Linked DNA regions of Mus musculus: region 2 is linked to region 1. A link is a loop called in an ENCODE intact Hi-C map of the cell type or tissue named here. Cell type or tissue: heart. All regions are shown on one strand.

Region 1 (5,000 bases):
TTTTTACTGTAAAGGCAAAATCCCATCATCATCCTTCCACGGCACCCTAGTTCCTTCCTTCCAAGGCCCTGCATGATCAGGCCTCTGTGAGTTTTCCTGTCTTCATTTCAGCCTCTTCTTGTACTCCCAGCCTTGGGTCCCATGTTCTAGATCATGGTCATGCTCAACTGTGGTCGGCTCCTCCAGTCTGGTGTTTCTCTGGGCTCTTCTGCTGGAATTGCTACCTGTGTCCTCCCTCCCTGACGACTCCTTTATATTCTTCAGAATCTGTCCTTTCTAGATCTTCTGGGTGTTCTCCTAGCACGTCTGCCCCCACCTCACCCCCCAAGGCTCTTAGCATCCTCAACAAGTATTTGCTGAGCTAACAAATCAGAAGGGAACAGTTCTGAAAGAGGCTGCTCTATGGCCAAGAATCCGTGCAGGTACCTTGCATCAGGGTACCTGATAAAAGATCCATAGATTATAGAGGAAGAAATGGGGGCTGAGGTCTTTGCCTGACAGTTACATCCCCACACACCTGTGTGTCTGACAGGCCCAGCATTTCATGGCATCTGTTGGGTGTGTCGGCTCACACAAGGATGTTGCCCACCCCACCTGTGAAAGTAATAGTCCTGAGAATGTGCACAAAGGGCTTGACCTAGTCCTTAATTCTTTGCAGACTAGTAAAGGGTTAAAGGAACAGACGTGTGTCAAGCGCTCAGTGGTGTCTAATGCATGATACCCGCTCAACAAGGATTTGTTCTCATATGTCTGCAGGTGAGGTGTGCAGGCCCAGAAGAGATTCTTGAGTTATAATCAGTAGAGAAGAGCTAGGTCTACACCCCAGAACCCAATCCTACAGGAAAGCAGCCCCGTCTCACTTGAGGATTCAGTATCCTTCTGAATATAGAAGCTCAGCTCCATAAGCACTCTGGTTGTGTCACTGTGGTAGACAGTTTTATAGTAGGAGGAAGGGAGGACCCCCAGGGGTTACCTAGGGAAGTCTGATATTTCCCTGGGGTCTCAGTCTTGTTTCTGTCAGTAACTAGGTCATCCTGAATGGGGGTGAGGGGGAGGTAGGAGGTTAAGGAGAGGGTCCTGCAGAGCAGTAATGTGCTTACATCAGCTAGTCTCTCTCGGTACCCTTTTTTCCCTGAGGCCACAGGTTGCCTGGCACACTAGCTCCCATTTTGCTTCCCCAGAGCCTGGTGCATTGCCTAGACTGCAGGAAACGGTTGCTGAAGGAAGCAATGAGTTACATTTCAGTATTTGTCAAATATGTCTGTAATTGTTAAGGACAGAGTGTTAGCCTGTTTCAGGATCCTCCCAGATGCCTGTGTCTTGGAGGCCACAGATGAGGAAACAGAGGTTTGGGACTGAAAGATAACTTCTTCAAGGCCCTCCAGTGGCAGTTCCAAGTACCTCAAAATGGCTAGGCACTGGGAAGGGCTGTGGAGTGATTAGCATTGGGGTAACTGCCAGTTAGAAATGACAGGCTCAAATGATTACTTGTGAAAAAGGATCCAGTGAGAGCTTTCCTATTGAATTGCCCGAAGGTGTTAGCAGGAGTTATTCCTTCGTAGAACAAAAGACCGGGTCTCCATGGGAGAGGGCCCCAGTTTTTTTCCGGCTAGTTTTAGCGCAGGGAAAGATGCCAGTCAACTTTGCATCTGGAAACTCCTTTAAACTAACCCGAGGGACCTGAGGTCACAGTAGCCTCTTCACTCTTGCTTCCGCCGGGCACCTTCTCTCAGGAAACCCACTTGCCCTCTTGGCAGGGCCAGGGCTCCAGCATTACTGATGGTATGCTGAAGGCTTAGCTCTGAGCCTCCTTTAATGGACTGTGGGTCTTGGACAGCAAGCAGCTGGAAGCATCCTAAGCCGCTGCTTGCTGGACACAGTCACGAGGTGAAGGGCAGGGAAGGATGGAGTTTGGCCCAACCATTGCAGATCCCCAACCGGTACAGATACTTGGCAGGGGAACGCCAAAAGTGCCTGTTCTCCCAGGTGGGGGTCTAGTTACCAGAGGGCCCTCGGTAAACACTCTACTGGGGCAATAACTATGCACATTTACTAAGCCTCTGGAGGAATGGTGGTCACGTGGCCATCGAGGGCGGCGCCCTCGGCTTTAAAATGAACTCCAAATCACCGAAGGCTTTCTGGAAGAGGCGGGAATTCTCGGGGCCGTCCAATATGGCTTTCTCTCAACAACAAGGATGCGCTTAACGCTCTAGGGACCAAGTCATGCCTGAGGTGAGCTTCTTGCGGTGAAGCAAACCCAGGAAGCAGCAGGGTCCGGGAAGGGAGAAGTGCCTCAGGGGACTGGAGTGGCTGGACCAGGCCTGGTCCAGTCCCTGACCTTCCACTGTCTTTGAGGAATGGACGCGCTACAGCCCTACGAGGTCAGGGCGGCGGGGTCCTGGTGCTAAGTGCGCGCCAGCAGGACCCCGTCCTCCTAACGCAGAGCCTTCCTAGGCCGGGGGTTTGCGCCTTTCATGCTTGGCCAGCCCGTCCAGCCTGTCGGCCGTCCCTGTGCAGTCGCGCAGGGGTCCCGATGCCTGGGCCTCAGGGGCGAAGCGCGCTCGAGAGGGCCATCTGCCTGGGTGTGGAGAACTGCAGCGTCCGCGGTGCGAGGCGCTGCCCCTCCCGGCCCCCGGCCCCGCGCGCCCGCACCTCTCCAAGGCCGCCAGCGCCCGCAGCCCCGGGGCCGCCGTGCCAGGCCCAGACCCAGACCCACACTAGGCGCTGGAGGCGGTGCAGGGATTAGTGGACCCCTCCCCCCGAGCTCCCCTCGCCCCGCCCGGGGCAGCGAAGACCCCTGGGCCCGAGGGTGACCGAGGAGCTTCGTCCCCGCGGGGTCTGGACCGGGGGCTCGGCCTCGCTGGGCGGGGGCTGCACGGCGACAGGCCGAGGTGCGGGCGCGCCGTTAGGCTGTGTCCCAGAGGCCGGGGTGTGGGGCGTGGGCTCAGGGCTGCGGGGTCTCTCGGCCTCAGGCCCGGGTTGAGGCCACGGTCCTGCGGCCAGTACCCCGGGGCGGGTCACCCGACCCTGCTCCCCGGAGCCGCTCACCCCGCACGGCCCGGCCTGGGGAGGGAGAGGGAAGGGAAGGGGTGGTGGGTGAGGGGCCGTGGGGACCGCAGGGCCGAGTCCCCGGCCCGCCCGCACGCGCTGCTCCAGGGCGGCTGCCCCAGGCTCCCGGGAGGAGCCAATCCCCTGCCTCGCGGGCGTCGAGCCTGCGGCCGAAAGGGAGTCCCAGGGCTGTAGAGGCTTGGCTCGGGGAGGCAGACCCGAGCTGCTGCTGCCTCCATTTTGTTTCCTGTTCAGCTTGGTCTGTAGTGGTGGTGGTGGTGTGGGTTTGGGGTGCGGCTGGGCAAGGGGGTTCCCCTGCGGCCACGTCTGCTCGGGGCCTGGGGCCTCGAAGACCCCCATGCCAAACCCCCCAGGTGAGCCCTACAGCGAGACGGGGGTAGCCTCGGCCTCGGGTCGAAACCAGCGGGGCTGAGGGCAGGTGCCCAGTGGATGGGGAGCCCGGGCTGGAACCTAAGATGGAGGCCGGGGCTGACGCGGGCCTGAGAGCAAGGCCGGCGGGCCAGGCCTCAGCCAGGCACCATGGTGGCTCCGGGGTTGGGGTTCAGGATGACTGGGGTGCAGTTAGCCGTGTGCAACCAGGGGCTGGCGCGGCGCCCCGAGGTAGGTGAAAGGATCGTCATGCCACCCACGACGCCCGCAGGCCCCGACACTCTGGGGAGGCGCGCGAGGCCCCCCAGGGGAGTCCGCCTCAGGCCCCGCCCGGGCAGCTGGGCCGACCCGTAGGCCCGGGGCCCTGAGCTAGCGCCCAGGGGGAAGGGAGGGGAGGGGGCGGCAGCAGCAGCTCCGCTGATTGGGCCGCCCGACCCGGCCGCTCGCTCGCCCGACTTCACCCGCACTGAACCCCGAAGAGTGAGGCAGGCGTGGGAGCGCGCGCAGGGTGTGTGTGTGCTGCGGGGGTGTGTGCGGGGGGGGGGGGGGAACGGGGACGGGATGGGTGCGCGCGCAGGAAGGGGTGCGCGCGCAGGGAGGAGGGCGGGTGCGCGCGCACCCGGGGGCCTCGGTCGCTCGCACGCGGGCCGGTGCGCGAGGCGCTCTCCTCAGCACGCGCCGCCGCCGCGGGGGCGCGCGCGGTGGGGGTGTGAGGAGGAGGAGGCGGTGTTGGCGGCGGAGGAGGAATAGGCCGGGGCGCAGGTCGCGTTCGCTGCCTTCTCGCCCGGGGAGAGAGACGAGGGGGGGGAGGGGGGGAGGCGAGCGGCTCCTCTCTCGGTGTCCTCCGCTCCGCTCGCGCCCCGGTGTAATGAGGGTCACCCCCTCCCCCCAGCTGGCCCGGGAGGGGGCGCGGGGCACGGTAACTAGTGCGCAGGGGTGGGCGACGGGCGCGAGGGGGGGAAGGGAGGGAGGGAGGGAGGGAGGAGACAGCGGGGCCGGGAAGATGGTGGTGTGGCCGTGAGTGAGGTGAGGGGACTCGGTGGAGGGCCGGTGGCTGAGCAGGGTTGGCGGCCCGCTGTGCTGCAGCCGCGGCGGCGCCCTCCCCCTCCTCCTCCTCCATCACTACCAGCGGGCCTTGGGCCTAGCTGGCCAGGCTGCGGCGAACTTCCTCCCGCCGCGGCCCGTGCATCGCCGGCCGTGTCCCCCCCCCCCCCCCAGCCCCGCGCGCACCTCGGCCTCTGCTTGCCCTCAGGTAGCTTGGCTGGGGGTGCGGGGGCGCGGGGGCGGCCGCCCTCCCGCAGCAAACTTTGCTCGCTACTGAGTGTTGATGAGCGCCGACAGCAGCGCTGCCGGGAGGTGGCTGCCGCCGCGGCTGCGGGAAGGAGCGCGGCCCGGGCAGGCGGCGTCGGCAGCAGCCATGTTTGTCAAGCTGTAGTAGCAGCTGCTGCTACCCTGACTCGGCTCTCGCCGACCGATCACCTCGGTTTCTCTCCCGGCCCGTGGCTCGGGGTCTCGATCCTGGCGGCTGCGAACCCAGTATGTTTGCAGCCAGGAAGGCGAGC
Region 2 (5,000 bases), 240 kb after region 1:
AAGTGTACCCTGGAGATTCAGGTCCAGGAGGCTGCACGGCCCAGGTTCCTCCCGTCATTCTGATGTCCCCATGTGCTGTCCCAAAGACACTTGTGGGTCCCATTCTGACGTGCTCTGTTTGTCTGCAATGTGGGTTTTTTTGTTCACTTGGTTCTTTGAGACTGTGCCTAGTTTTCAAATTTCTAGTCTAGTTTGCCTGTCTCTCACTACTTCCGCAGGTGGGGGTGGGAACTCCTGAAGCACACATTTAGCCTACCTGTCAGACTCTGAAGGCATCCCAGCCAGCTCAGCCAAATAAAATAAGGAAGGCATCAGTGGGGTGGGGGTGGGGGGATGATGGAGCATCCTCCTGCCACCCCCTTGCTGAGGGCAGGGGATAGTTCTGGTGCGGTGATTGGTGTTACAGGGGTGAGGGGTTGTTCAGATTGCCTCTGGCATCTCACATGTGTCCCATATGACACAGGATCTCTGGCTGGCGTGCCTTGGCTTGTTATGTGATACCCTCCACTGTGGTACCTTTGTCTACTTTCTTGATTGATTGTTTAAAGACCATGGTCTCACTATGTAGCCTTGGCTGTTCTAGAACTGACTTGTAGACCAGGCTGGCCCCAAACTCAGAGATCCACCTGTGTTTTGAATGGCAAGTGCTACCATGCCCAGCTTCTTGTCTTGTCTACTTCTTTTTGTTTTTCTTCTTTTTTTTTTTTTTTCCAAAACATAATTCCTCTGTGTAGCCCTGGCTGTCCTGGAAGTTGCTCTGCCAACCAGGCTGACCTTGAACTCAGATTTACCTGTGTCTGCCTCCCACGTGCTGGGATTAAAGGTGTGCCCCACCACTGCCCAGCTCCTATTCTCCTAACCTGTAGACTTCCCACTGTGTTAGGAGTGAATGAGGCGGAACTTCTTGATGAGATGTCCTCATTGGTCATTTTGGTTCTCATCCAGGGAACTCTTACCATGGGTGCCCACAAGGGCCATGTGTGTCCTGGAACTTGTTAAGGGCATGCTGGAATGTTTGGAAGAAGCCTCAAGGTTCCTCCCGCAGCAGGTTTGGCCTTACTTAACAGGGCCCTGAAGGCCTCTCTGTACAACATGTTTAGGGGAAGGTTCCGAGGCAGGCGGCTCAGGACTCAATGGGACCCAGTTCCTGATTGCTCTTGCAGGTGGTGGCGGGAATCGCAAAGGCAAGAGCAAGAAATGGCGCCAGATGCTGCAGTTCCCCCATATCAGCCAGTGTGAGGAGCTTCGACTCAGCCTTGGTGAGGCCTGGCTCCCAGAGCAGACTGGGGGGAGGGGAGCTGGGGGGGGTAGCCATGAGGAGTCATCCCCAGACATATCCTTGGCCATGGGGGCCTGGGGGGGGGAATGTCCAGGAAGACCGAGACGCCATAGTCCAGTTTCAGTTCCTGGGCCTGAAATGGCAGAGGGCAGAGAACGGAGACTGGTGTCAGCAGAGTGGGCATGGGCGAAGGCAGAGGGCCAGGATGGAGGGAGGTGAGAGAAACTTAGGAGGGAAGTCAGGTTTGGAACACCAGTCCTGCGCTCATGAGCTTTGCACCTGAGGGTACCCATCAAAGCTAGGGCAGTATGGTGGTTACTTCTAGAAGGGCTCATCCCAGTTCCAGCATCGTGGATGAGGGTCTGAACTGTATGTACCTCAGGTGGCCCCGTCCTCTGCTGATGGCTTGCATGCGCTTGGGACGGAGGCCCAGCTGAGAGCAGCGGAAGCCACAGCTTCCTCTCGCACTTTCGCCAGGCAGGCAACAGGTGTAGACTTGGGCTGGGCTGGGCGGCAACCACACAGACCACACCCAACTCCAGAACTGTGACAAGCAAGTCCAGGAAACAACAGGGAAAGGAGACCTGGTGTCTAGAGCCCAGACTCCTGGCTGTGTGGCACTGAGTTGAATTAATCAACCCCTCTGGGCCCCATAGCCCCCAGGTTACATTGGACTTGCAGTGGCGCCCACCTGAAGATTGCAGGGAGGGTTCTGAAGAGATAATGACTGCCACTTTTTGGGGCTAGAAGTTATTGGATTCCAGATGTGGGGATATAGAACAGAGTGCCCTGCCAGTGAGTTCTAGGTCTGTGACCTCGCAGTTCCCCTCTTGGCCTGCAGAGCGTGACTACCACAGCCTATGTGAGCGCCAGCCCATTGGGCGCCTGTTATTTCGTGAGTTCTGTGCTACGAGACCTGAGCTGACCCGGTGTACTGCCTTCCTGGATGGGGTGGTGAGTATCCCACCCAGGGCCCAGCCCAGCACTGAGGGCAGGCAGAGGTCCTGGCCATTTTCCTCCCCCCCCCCCCCCGCCCCTACTCCGTCCCCACATCTGTCAGGTTCTTTGCCTCTCACCCTGCAGTCTGAATATGAGGTGACCCCTGATGAGAAGCGGAAAGCATGTGGGCGCCGACTAATGCAGAACTTTCTGAGCCACACGGTGAGTGAGCGGTGACAGGGAGATGACAGCAGCAGGCAGGGCCCAGTGACAACAGCACAGGAGTGACCACAGCCTGGGCACTGAGTGCCCGGGAGCTGTTCCAGGCAGCCCCAAGGGCATGGAGCCCAAGGGTTGGGCTGAGCTTGGGTCAGGCAGCCTGCCAGGGGCTGGCTCACCCTGCCTTAAGGGCCGGCAGAAAGGGAGTTGAACAAACTGGCAGCTAGTGTGCACTTGCTACCCATAGCCGCTCTCGGCACCCACAGACATCTGCCTGTGCTGCCCCGGGAGTAGGCAGTTGTCCAAGGGAGCCCTCTTGCATTAGGTGTCTGTGGCATGTCCCTAGGGTCCTGACCTCATCCCTGAAGTTCCACGGCAGCTGGTGAGTAACTGTGCCCAGCGGCTAGAGCAGGGACCCTGCAAAGACCTCTTCCAGGAGCTGACCCGGTAAGGCTCCATACCTCCTGGTCTGGAATTGTTCCAGGGAAGGGGGCTTCTGTGGGCTCTGAAGTCTGTGACAAGCTCAGCTCCTCTTCCTGTCCGCGTTGTTGGAGTTTAGCAGTTGCCTCCCATCCCTGCTTCAGTGTAGAGTGCATGCACCCTCCTGCTCAGGGCCTCAGTGAGAAGCTTGCCGAAGGAAAAGGATGTTGCTTTGTGTCTGACCGGCATGTAGTGGGAGGCCTGTGCCTTCAGGCTGAGAATTGGCCTTGTTAGAGGCTCGCCTACAGACTGATCCTCTCTCAACAGGCTGACCCACGAGTACCTGAGCACGGCCCCTTTTGCCGACTACCTCGACAGCATCTACTTCAACCGTTTTCTGCAGTGGAAGTGGCTGGAAAGGTGAACGCCTCCCAAGCTGGCCTGTGGTAGGTCAGATTGTGGGCTCTCATGGCAAGCCCTGCCTGTGTAAATGTTTGTTTTTTTACTCTCGCCTATAGGCAACCAGTGACCAAAAACACCTTCAGGCAGTACCGAGTCCTGGGCAAAGGTGGCTTTGGGGAGGTAAGTGGCCACCCAGGTCTTTGCAGAGTATAGTAGATTGGGTACTTGTAGGCCCGGGCCCTCCCACCTTCAGCAAGAGCATGGCTGGCCCCCATCCATCCCTGTCTGCCTGGTTACAGGTATGTGCCTGCCAGGTGCGGGCAACAGGCAAGATGTACGCATGCAAGAAACTGGAAAAGAAGCGGATAAAGAAGCGAAAGGGGGAGGCCATGGCTCTCAACGAGAAACAGATCTTGGAGAAAGTGAACAGTAGGTTTGTAGTAAGTACACAAGGAGCCCTCTCCCTTCCCCTGGGCCACACCACCTGCTACATTCCCCACCCACCAGGCTAAATTCCCTCCCTATTGCCAAAGGGACTGCCCTCTGCCCCCTCCCTTCCTGCCCTGGACAGTACCCAAGAAGGGTGGGGTAGGAGTGCTATTCCAGGCTCAGGAAGCCTGCTGGGTCCTAAGGAGTGGCACACAGAAGATGGTGGCTGCCATTAGCATTTAGGAGAGTGAGCATGCGTGCGAACAGGTTCCTGGCTGAGGGTGTGGGTCTCCCGAGCACAGGTGAGCTTAGCCTACGCCTATGAGACCAAGGATGCACTGTGCCTGGTGCTGACATTGATGAATGGAGGTGACCTAAAGTTCCACATCTACCACATGGGCCAGGCTGGCTTTCCTGAAGCACGTGCTGTCTTCTATGCTGCTGAGATCTGCTGTGGCCTGGAAGACCTGCACCGGGAACGCATTGTGTACAGGTAGGGCGGGGCTCGGGCGGCTGGCTGTTCCAGGTCTTGGTCCTTCCTGGACAGCGACAGCAGTTAGGTTTGAGAGTGGCAGCTCTGGCTGCCTGTCAGGCTGGGCAGTGGAAGTATTGTGTGCTGGAGGTTTCTCTAACCACAAGCCAACACCGGCTCCACACAAACCCCCTCGTGTTCGATAGATTTGAGCGCTTCAGACCTAGGTTTGGGAATCCAGCCTGCTGGCCAATGTGTGAATTCTGATTTTGACACGCCTCTCTGTGTGACCTTAAGCTAGTCCGCTCCCTGCTTCCAAAACAAGTTCTGTTTCTGGGAGACTCCACTTCCTGCCTTGCAGGCGGGCTCAGTAGTAGCGAGCCCTACTTATGATTATGGATGGAGCGTCTATTAGAGCCTCCCAGTGGCCCTCTGAGGGGATGGAAGGCTAGCCTCATGTGACAGAGAAGGTAGAGTTGGCCCCTGGGGGAAGGGAGCACAGGTGAACAAGTCCAAGGATGACTTCCAGGGACCCCTCTCCCCAGGTGCTCCCCCACTGGGTTGCAGTCCTCAGTTCTTACTACTCTAGAAAGTTCCTGAGGTCCTGGTTGCTGCCCGGGGAGAGCAGGGCTCGTTCACCTTGCTCCATGCCTGAACCCAGTAGGCACTTGAACTGCCAGGGGCAGGCTCTGTCTGGCTTCCTGGAAAACAGGCCTCTGACCCTGTGTTTCTCTCCCCATAGGGATCTAAAGCCAGAGAATATCCTTCTGGATGACCATGGTGGGTGAGAAGGCCCAAGTGGGAGATGGGGTGAGGTTGGAAGCTAGGCCTATCAGTGAA

Evidence for each region. Hi-C counts contacts between places; a loop is a spot of excess contacts. Peaks named below come from ENCODE experiments on the same cell type or tissue, not always from the same donor. Only the 100,000 strongest peaks of a DNase experiment are listed, where the experiment ranks them.
Region 2: it touches region 1 in a loop (2.1-fold over the local background); 1 of 42 quality-filtered maps calls a loop at or near these places.

The regions. Positions count from the first base shown.
Region 1 is chr13:55,207,644-55,212,643 of GRCm38, forward strand. It overlaps Nsd1 (nuclear receptor-binding SET-domain protein 1), which reads left to right and starts at 2,139. Exons shown (of 23, transcript NM_008739.3): 1 at 2,139-2,232. In heart, CTCF peaks have their summits at 1,387 and 2,557; DNase peaks (open chromatin) are centred at 2,738, 3,988, 4,848, 4,988 and 1 weaker place; H3K4me3 peaks cover 3,092 bases; H3K27ac peaks cover 3,180 bases.
Region 2 is chr13:55,448,145-55,453,144 of GRCm38, forward strand. It overlaps Grk6 (G protein-coupled receptor kinase 6), which reads left to right. Exons shown (of 16, transcript NM_001112711.2): 2 at 1,164-1,259; 3 at 2,121-2,233; 4 at 2,363-2,440; 5 at 2,784-2,884; 6 at 3,185-3,277; 7 at 3,376-3,439; 8 at 3,559-3,699; 9 at 3,991-4,181; 10 at 4,903-4,940. It overlaps Mir6943 (microRNA 6943), which reads left to right and starts at 4,962; the gene lies at 4,962-5,000. In heart, a CTCF peak has its summit at 2,120; DNase peaks (open chromatin) are centred at 1,747, 2,417, 3,517 and 3,927.